Regions from separate parts of the Homo sapiens genome. Here region 2 is linked to region 1. The links are chromatin loops, found by intact Hi-C in ENCODE. Cell type or tissue: IMR-90. All regions are shown on one strand. Links, peaks and the distances in the headings refer to the core of each region. The heading gives the core; the rest is flanking DNA. Region 1 has its middle 11 kb from the start of LINC02469. Region 2 overlaps ANTXR2 (ANTXR cell adhesion molecule 2).

Region 1 (4,407 bases), core at 205-4,204:
GATGCTGAGCATTTTTTTCATGTATTTGCCTTGTGTGTCGCCTTTTGAGAAGTTAGACTGGTAAAGTGTTACCAAAATGAATTATCCAATTAGTTCCCACCACCAGGCTATGAATTTTGTAAAAGCATGAATTTCCTCGATTCTGACATCTACCACTATGAAAAACCCTTAATAAGTATAAATACATGTTGGTTGAATTATCTAATTATTTAGTGGTTGAGCAAAGGCTACAACTCAAGCTTCCTGACATCTAGTTCTGGCTTTTTTTTTTTCCAGGAAAAATTAAGGTAAAATAAGAATCCTTGATTCTTCAATTTGAAAAGTTTGTTCTGGGGAAAATCTGGTCCTGTGAATTTCAAGTTATTCTATGATGCTCTAATATGTAGCTTTTCATTCTGCCTGGACACAGTTGATACAAATTCACATGAATATTAAATAGTTGGGAAGGGAGTAGGGACTTTCCTTTAGCAATTAGGAAGTGAGACAATGCTTTAGTGTGAATATCCTGCTGGGTGGTTGATATATGGTATGACTCAGGCACTGTGCTTATGCATTTTAAATTGCTTTCTTTACAACTCTAGTCTAGAGGAAATATCATGTCTGAGCCAAACTGGGACAGGGCATTCCAACCCAGTAAAGTGAAACTGAGAAATCTCAAACAGGCACCATACTCCTTGAACTTGGCTACTCTAATTACGTAGAAATGAATTTCACGATGAGCTCCTCTAACATACTGTACTTATGAAAAACCAAAAGCATATAAACAGAGCGTGAACAAATGTTATTTCCAAACCCACTTAAGTTGCTTAAGCTGTGGAGCTCCTGGCCCTAATTTTAGTAGCAGCATTAACAGCTGGTGGAAATAATGCCATGGTTTGTAGATGTGAAATACCATAGAAACCTGATCAGTTTCTCTTGATGAGGTAACATCAGACTCACAATAAATAAGTGCAAGTTTTGTGGTTTTTTTGATTCATCTACTTAAGAAAAAGCAGCTATTATTTTATGCCAAAAATGTGAGCAGTGGTTCCTACTCTTCCCTTTGCTATTCCCTCTTAAGTCAGTGATAAAATATACATGGAACAAATTATCTCAGTCTGCCAATTATGGTTGGAAGTATAACATTATCCTTTAACTTAACATTTATGAAGCAATTTGCTATAGAAATAGGGGTGATGTGATGGTTTTCAGATGGTAAACTGTGTTAACTGCTTGAAAATGCAAACAATTTAGGAGCTGACAGGTTCAATTCTCAAGTAGAGGAGGTGCATTGTGATGTTTGGCATTGGTTAAATATTCAATCATTCCACTACCCTGTCTGTGGGAAATATGCTAATGGGTTATTGCTACAGCCTTTGAACTCCCAGGGCAAGTGAAGCCCAGAATTCCATAGCCCTGATGCCAGTGGGTGTGATTACATTTGATGGATGCAAATAACCTTGGCTTTAATATCTTGATTGATCTGGAATGTATTAAGGAGGAATTTTTATCACACAAACAGAATGCTACAGAATCAAATTCTACTCTAGAAGTCCATTCTGTTTACTCTCACTAATGCCTACTCTCATAGATACAGATATGTCTCCTGACTTTTCTTATTTTATATTAACAACACATATTTTAGCTCAGCCACCACCCAACAAATTAAAATGAGTCCTTAAAAAATAATACGCTTTAATATATCCCATTTTCCAGCAAACAAAACAAAAATGAAATAAAAATAATAAACCTCTCTTACAGAAAGTTTTTAAAAGTTTTTAATTCTAGGAAATTTTATATTTTTAAAGAAAGTACAGCCAAAGATCTGGTTATCATAGACAATAAAAACACAAGTTAAGCAATGGAAGCAGACTATTTTTTCCTGATTACAAAAGAAAGAAAGAAATCTATGGCATGTAGTAATGTGTCCATGTATCTAGTTCACGAGGTTCGTGACTCAAACTGGAAAGTTCACTGAAGAACAGGCAATCATTTTACTGGATTACGCTTTTGGATATGTTTGGATAAGGAAGCTGAGCAAATATTTTTAAATATTTAAGATAAACTTGGAATGTTTGACACAGTTGAAATTTGAGCTTTATTACATGGGCTCATAATAACAGTGAGAGTTTTTCATTCCTGTTCTGGTCTGTGTACATGTTGCACTTTTATTTTTCTTTAGGAGGGATAGGGTACCCAAGGAAAGGAGGGAGAAAAACAAACGGAAATAGTGCACAAAATGTCTCCATAGAAATATAAGGTGTAGCCTTTGTTCTTGTTTCTGTCAAATAGTGAACTTTTTGGTAACATAATAATTATGTTCATATTCTTACTTTATTGCAATCCCACAGTAGCACTGTGTGCAAGGTGCCCTTTACAGATTAGTCTTCCTCAATCAGACAACTGAGGTGAATAAATATGTACAAGTTATTATTAATGCTGAAAATCTCCTCTGGCAGCCCATCTCTTGTTTGGACTGTTTTTGGTTGGTCTTCATTTAGGGATAATGTACTGAGCCAGGACACAGGCATAAACATTAACACTGGCACTGCAACCTTGCTGGCTTGTACTGTGCTAGAATTTATGAGGTCTCTTCCTAGAATTAAGACTCCAGTAGTGATTTAAACCAAATTAATCACTCTGGCCATATTGGTTCAGTTCAACTCTGGAGTATCTTAACTTGGTTAGTGATGCATTTACCAGCAATTAAAATAAATACAAGAATATATATTATTCTCTCACTAAGAGGCAAAACTAGTAAGCATAACATAACGTAATTGTTGAGTTGCTCAGAATTGTCATCAGCCCTTTACTATTTTAAATATCTCTTATAGTTAAGATGCCAGAATCTGTCTATATTATAAAATATATTTATTATATATAAATAAATATATTTATAATATGGTTCATATTTATAAAACATTTATATTTAAAAATTATTAACCATCTTTTTATTAAATGTAATATTTTAAACTAATTTACCTGAAAATAAAATTTAATTACCTATAAATACCAATAATTCTATAAAATAAATGATTTTTCTCTGTCTTCTTCATAACAACCAGCATAGAGATTTGCCCATATTTATATGAGGAAAAAAAGTGGGGCTGTTGAAGTAAAACTAACATATATTTTAAGTCTCTTAGCTGCTAAGTGTTGCCACAATAATGCTGTGTAACCAACCACCCACAACTCAGGGGCTTAAAACAACGATCACTTATTCTTGTTGACCTGTGAGTTCTTTTCTGAGCTCCTCTCAATAGCGCAGGACCTTATGAAATGCAGCTCATAACAATCAGCACATTTTCAACTTTCTGCTTCAAAAGCTCCTTCTCCAAAGCTGGCATTTCAGTAGTTATTTATTTTATTTCTTCAGCGTAACCACAGGTGACAGTCTTACCAAATGTTTTGCCACTACATAATATTTTTTTCGGCCTATTCTATAAGTTTCTTTGCTCTCTGTCACTCAATTCCAAAGCCACTGGCAAATATTTTAAATATTGGTTATGTCAGTACCCCACTTTTAGGTACCGATTTCTGCATTAGTTAATATTTCCACAATAATACCACTTAGAAAATCACTCCGCAATCCAATGGCTTAAAATAACAATTATTTATTAACTTTTGTGTGTTTGTAGGTCAGCTCTGGCTTAGCTGTCGAGGCTGAGCTCAGCTGGTCTTGGCTCCAAGCTGTGAGTCAGGTCTGTGCATGCTCTGGTCTCTGCTGTACGTGAGGCTCAGGTCTGTTCTGTGTGCCAAAACTCTAGGGTCCCGGGTGAACTGCCAATAACTCCCTATGAGAATCTCTTCTCATGTAATTCCAGAAGTGCATGAAACATGCCCAAGCACACAAGCACATCTCAGTTCTCCACTTGTCACATCTGCTACTAACATCTTTTGTCCAACACAAATTACATGACTGACGATCAGGGAAATACACTATGTGTATTCCAAATCCATGGCAAAGTGCACATGTATATTATTACTAAGGGGAACCAAACAATTGTGATCAGTAATTGACAAACAATAGGCCTCATTATTGAAGGACCAATGAAATAATCCAATTTATCATCACTCTACTAAAGATTATGCAAAGTGATACTTAACCTCTTTTTCAATTCCAGTTCCGGCATTCTTATTATATTTTCTAAAACGTGCCAACAGCAAGAAACATTAAGCCAGTTCAATAATTCCATTATCTGCCCAATCATATAGTAGAAAATGTTACTTAAACCAAATGAATAATTTATATATTATATATATATATACACACACACACACACACATATATTTAGGTGATGTACTTTGTAATAGTTAATAATTTTCACAGAAATTAATGACATAGTGGAAATCATCACATCTCACTTAGCTTTCTAACTTATTTTAAAAGGCTCTTTTCAATGTCATCAGGAAATCATTTTTGTTAAT
Region 2 (4,407 bases), core at 97-4,096, 360 kb after region 1:
AAGGGAACAAGGGGTATCTCCCAAATGCCTAATCCCTAGGATCCTCAGTAATAATGTTTTGTTTTGTGGTTTTTTTTTTTATGAGAAAAAATTCAGGGAAGAAAAGAAAAAGAGCAAAAGAGAAAGAAGATTAATACTAATACTTTATAGAAATTTTCAGGCAAATACCTAAGTAGCCTGTTCTTAGAAAGAACATTCCAAAGTGCATCTTTCTTTACAAAATTCTAAATATTCATGAATAAATCAGCTACCGTCCACAGGCACAAACACATTAAGCTCTAAAATCTAGGCAAACAAGAATATAACGGAAAAAGGATGTCATAGAAACGCATGGAAAACTGTGGTACCCTATGGGAGAAATATTGTCAAATGTATAAATCTTGATCTCACCTTCAAAAATATGGTCTTATGTAAGACAGCCCCTATCTGTGACTGTCCATGTACAGAAGGAATACATTTCTCACCAGACCTTTCCCACATGAGGATCCAGCCACAGCACTCATAGAAATGGCACACCATTTGGCTGTGCTATACAGCTTTCAAAAGGGCTCTATGAACATTTGGTTTCCCCTTTTCTTAGAATTCACACCCATGTTCAGAAATAAGGACATGCAACTAGAGGCCATGAAACTGCTAAAAATTTAGTGGTTAGTTTGTTTCTTCTATGCATGTGCCAAGAACAGGAAAATCAGAAAATTGCACTGACAGAACACAAAGTAGATGGGCTAGCCCTGCTAGATACTCAAAATTTTTTATTTTTCCCTTAAAAAAAGCCTCCATTAGTAGCATCGACAAAATATTATGCATCTCCAGATACAAATATAATTTATTATTACAATATTATCATATCGACTGATTGCAAAGATTTGTCTTAAAAAAATTAAAAATGGCCGGGCACAGTGGCTCACACCTGTAATCGCAGCACTTTGGGAGGTTGAGGTGGGCGGATCACAAGGTCAGGAGATCGAGACCATCCTGGCTAACATGGTGAAACCCCATCTCTACTAAAAATACAAAAAATCAGCCAGGCATGGTGGTGGGCGCCTGTAGTCCCAGCTACTCGGGAGGCTGAGGCAGGAGAATGGCGTGAATCTGGGAGGCGGAGGTTGCAGTGAGCCAAGATCATGCCACGCACTCCAGCCTGGGCGACAGAGAAAGACTCCATCTCAAAAAAAATAAATTAAATAAATTAATTAAAAATAAATTATGCACTTTCTAAAGACCTACAGACCTAGTATATATATAAGCCAAACATGATGGGAAAAGCGTCAGGGAAAATGCAACCTGGTCTTGCTATCTATCTATCTATCTATCTATCTATCTATCTATCTATCTATCTGTCTATCATCTATCTATCTATCTATCTGTCTGTCTATCATCTATCTATCTGATGACTATTTCATTTACTGGATTCTTTTTGAAATATTCAATATCAGGAATTAGGAAACTATGGCACAAAGGTCAAATCCAGCCAATCTATTTTGTAAGACCCTGGCAAGCCAAGAACATTTCTACCCTGTTTAAGAAAAATGACATTTGAGTAATAAATATTTATTAGAACTTTTTCAGTTCTAAAGAGAGGCATGCCTATGTAAAACTGAGAAGCTTCTAGTTTCGCTCGTGATATAGATCTATATGTAATCAAATCTAGTTTCATACTCTTCTTCATCTGACTCTTAAGTCCATAGTTTGCAACATGGTATCTGATTACGGGACTGAATTCTGTAGTGTTCCACATTTCCCCAATATGTTTATAAAGTTTTGGGCAAAATGAAACTGTTTTTCTTTCATGACTAACATCTTTCTTGCTCTGATAGTGGCTCTGGCTATCAAAACAAACACAATGGGAAAGCCTGAATTTGTATCCAGTTAACCGAGCTGATGTCTGGGATTAGTGTATTCAGGGACTGTGTCATCTGCATCTAATTTCCTTTTCTTCACTAAAAGCAAGTTATAGAATAAAAAACTTTATTCTGCCAAATATAACTAAAATTCTAGTGAAGAGAATCATAGAGATATAAAAACAAATCAGGGTGACTGCTGCCCTTGCAACATAACTATGGGACAGAGGAATCACTGGAAAGTTTCAAAAGAGCATTAGTTATTATTGCTGCAATCTATCTAGAAAATAGTGAATTCACAGCAGCCACATTAGAATGAAACAGACACAGAACGGGGAAAATGGGTCTCCACAATTTTGTTTCATGAATTTAGAGTTAGGGAAAGAAAACAGAGTCATGAAACAGATAATTATTTCATTTACTGGATTCTTTTTGGAATATTTGATATCAGGAATTAGGAAACTATGGTACAAGAGTCAAATCCAGCCAATCTATTTGGTAAGACCCCAGCAAGCTAATACCTTTTTTTTTTTTACAGTATTACATAAAGCTGAAAAAATCAAAAGAAGAATATGTTACAAGAAATTCCAATGTCAGTGTACATAGTTTTACTGAACACAGCCATTTGTTTATATAATGTCTATAGCTGTTTTTGCACTACAATGGTAGAGTTAAGTAGTTGTGACAGAGACCATATGGCCCCCAAAGCCTTAAGTATGTATTTACTATTTGGCCTTCTACAGGAAAAATTTGCCAACCCTTGTCCTATATAAATCAATGTAGAATCTGGTTTAAAATGGCAACTTGTGGAAGTGTTCAGTCAGGGGGTGGGGGAGACAGACGTGGGTTCAATTCTGAATTATAGCATTTATCAGACTGCAAAACTGGGCAAGTAACAACCTTTCAGAGCCTCCAGGCTTCAAGTATCCCTTTTGCAGGGACAGTAAGGACTGAAACCACCTGCTGTTACACTCATCAAACCATGCACCTCTTTGAGGGCTGGGTCCACATAAGAAGAAGTACCTTCTAATGTATTTGGATAAAAGTGCACTGAATGTTGGAGGTATCTTCCTGTTCCTCAGTTTTCTCATCTGCAAAATTAACATAATCTGAACAGCCTCCTCTTGGATTGTGAGTGCTAAATGAAGCCATAAAGGATTTAGCACATATACAGCAGAGCTGAACACAGCGTCTAGCACTTAATACTTGCTCAGCAAACAGGTTCTTGGTATTGTTATTGCAAAAGAGTCAGAAGACCAGTGATTCCAAGAGAAAAAAAAGGACATCTTTCCATTATGTTTTTAAAAGCAGAGATCCATTTTAAAGATCTTTTGAGGAGAGATGAACATAAAGGATTGTCTAAATACAAACCCTCCTCAGACTCTAATCTTAAATCTCTTAAATCTAAAACTTAGTTTCCCCATTTTAAACTAGATATATGGTTACTTTCAATCATTCATTTAGGAAATAATTTTGGAGCACTTGCTCTGTGTAAGGACCAGTTGTGAGAGACGGGCAATAAGCACAGCACAAGCCCTGCCGTCAATGTCTCAAGGCTGGTAAGAAAGGCTCAGAAGCAAACAGGAACTCACAGCTCAGTTCCTAAGGCCTCAATAGGACTGAGCCCTGGATGTTCCTGAAGCATACAGAGGAGCTTCTTTATTTGTGAGATTTTAACAAGGACTAACCAATGACTACAATAATAGTGTTCTACTTTGTTTGGCTTTCAAATGCCTGAGCAAGTAAAAAGCATTATCCTCACAATGAGCAATATCGCTAACTGCATTTCACCTGTTCACCATATGCAAATATGCCTGAAAGACTAAATATCATTTAAATCCAAGGTCCAGGTATTCATCATAGTATTACCCACTATACTCTTCTATTTTCAATAGATATTTCATACATAAATCAGCAGGTGCATCTCATCAGCGCAAGTCTCACTTTTCATATCTATGGAATGGTAATATCACTACCACAGGCAACAGGAATTTGAGGTTAAATACAAGGCAATGGTTAAATTTAAGGAGGAAAAATAATTTTCCTATAATTACTGTCAACCTGAAAAATTGAATTGTAGTATTTATTATCCTGTAATAACTAGTGGAATAATAAAAGTCATAAGAAAGAGAAGGCTTCAAGTCATCAGCCTTGGCAGACACGGGGAGATCACCGGTGACCCCTCGGACATTTTCTCAGCCCTGGCTCACCTTGGCCTCTCCCAGGCATGTACTGCTGCCCTCTCTTCACCTTGGAATTCTATCTTCCTTTGTCTTCTTCACTCGGTGTCTGGTCTTCCCACGTCTTAAGCAGTTCTTTCTCTTATTTCTTCACTTACTTTATTCATCAAGACAGCCTTACCTATTTCTTCTGCTTGATTAAACTTTAAACTTCAGTCAAATTGGATTTCTTCTAACTGTGGGTCTTGGATCTCCCTTTTCTTTAAGAATCTACTTTTAAAAATTTGTGGCCGGGTGAGGTGGCTCACGCCTGTAATCCCAGCACTTTGGGAGACTGAGGCGGCCAAATCACAAGGTCAGGAGATTGAGACCATCCTGGCCAACGT

Evidence for each region. Hi-C counts contacts between places; a loop is a spot of excess contacts. Peaks named below come from ENCODE experiments on the same cell type or tissue, not always from the same donor. Only the 100,000 strongest peaks of a DNase experiment are listed, where the experiment ranks them.
Region 2: it touches region 1 in a loop (7-fold over the local background); 1 of 110 quality-filtered maps calls a loop at or near these places.

What each region holds. Positions count from the first base shown.
Region 1 is chr4:79,650,409-79,654,815 of GRCh38, forward strand. No RefSeq gene overlaps it. Among named protein-coding and RNA genes, the nearest start is that of LINC02469, 11 kb to the right of the region's middle. In IMR-90, for the core only: no CTCF peak of the experiment used is centred there; DNase peaks (open chromatin) are centred at 813 and 1,943; H3K27ac peaks cover 2,000 bases.
Region 2 is chr4:80,009,978-80,014,384 of GRCh38, forward strand. All of the region lies in intron 11 of ANTXR2 (ANTXR cell adhesion molecule 2), which reads right to left. Among named protein-coding and RNA genes, the nearest start is that of ANTXR2, 61 kb to the right of the region's middle. In IMR-90, for the core only: no CTCF peak of the experiment used is centred there; a DNase peak (open chromatin) is centred at 1,844; H3K27ac peaks cover 313 bases.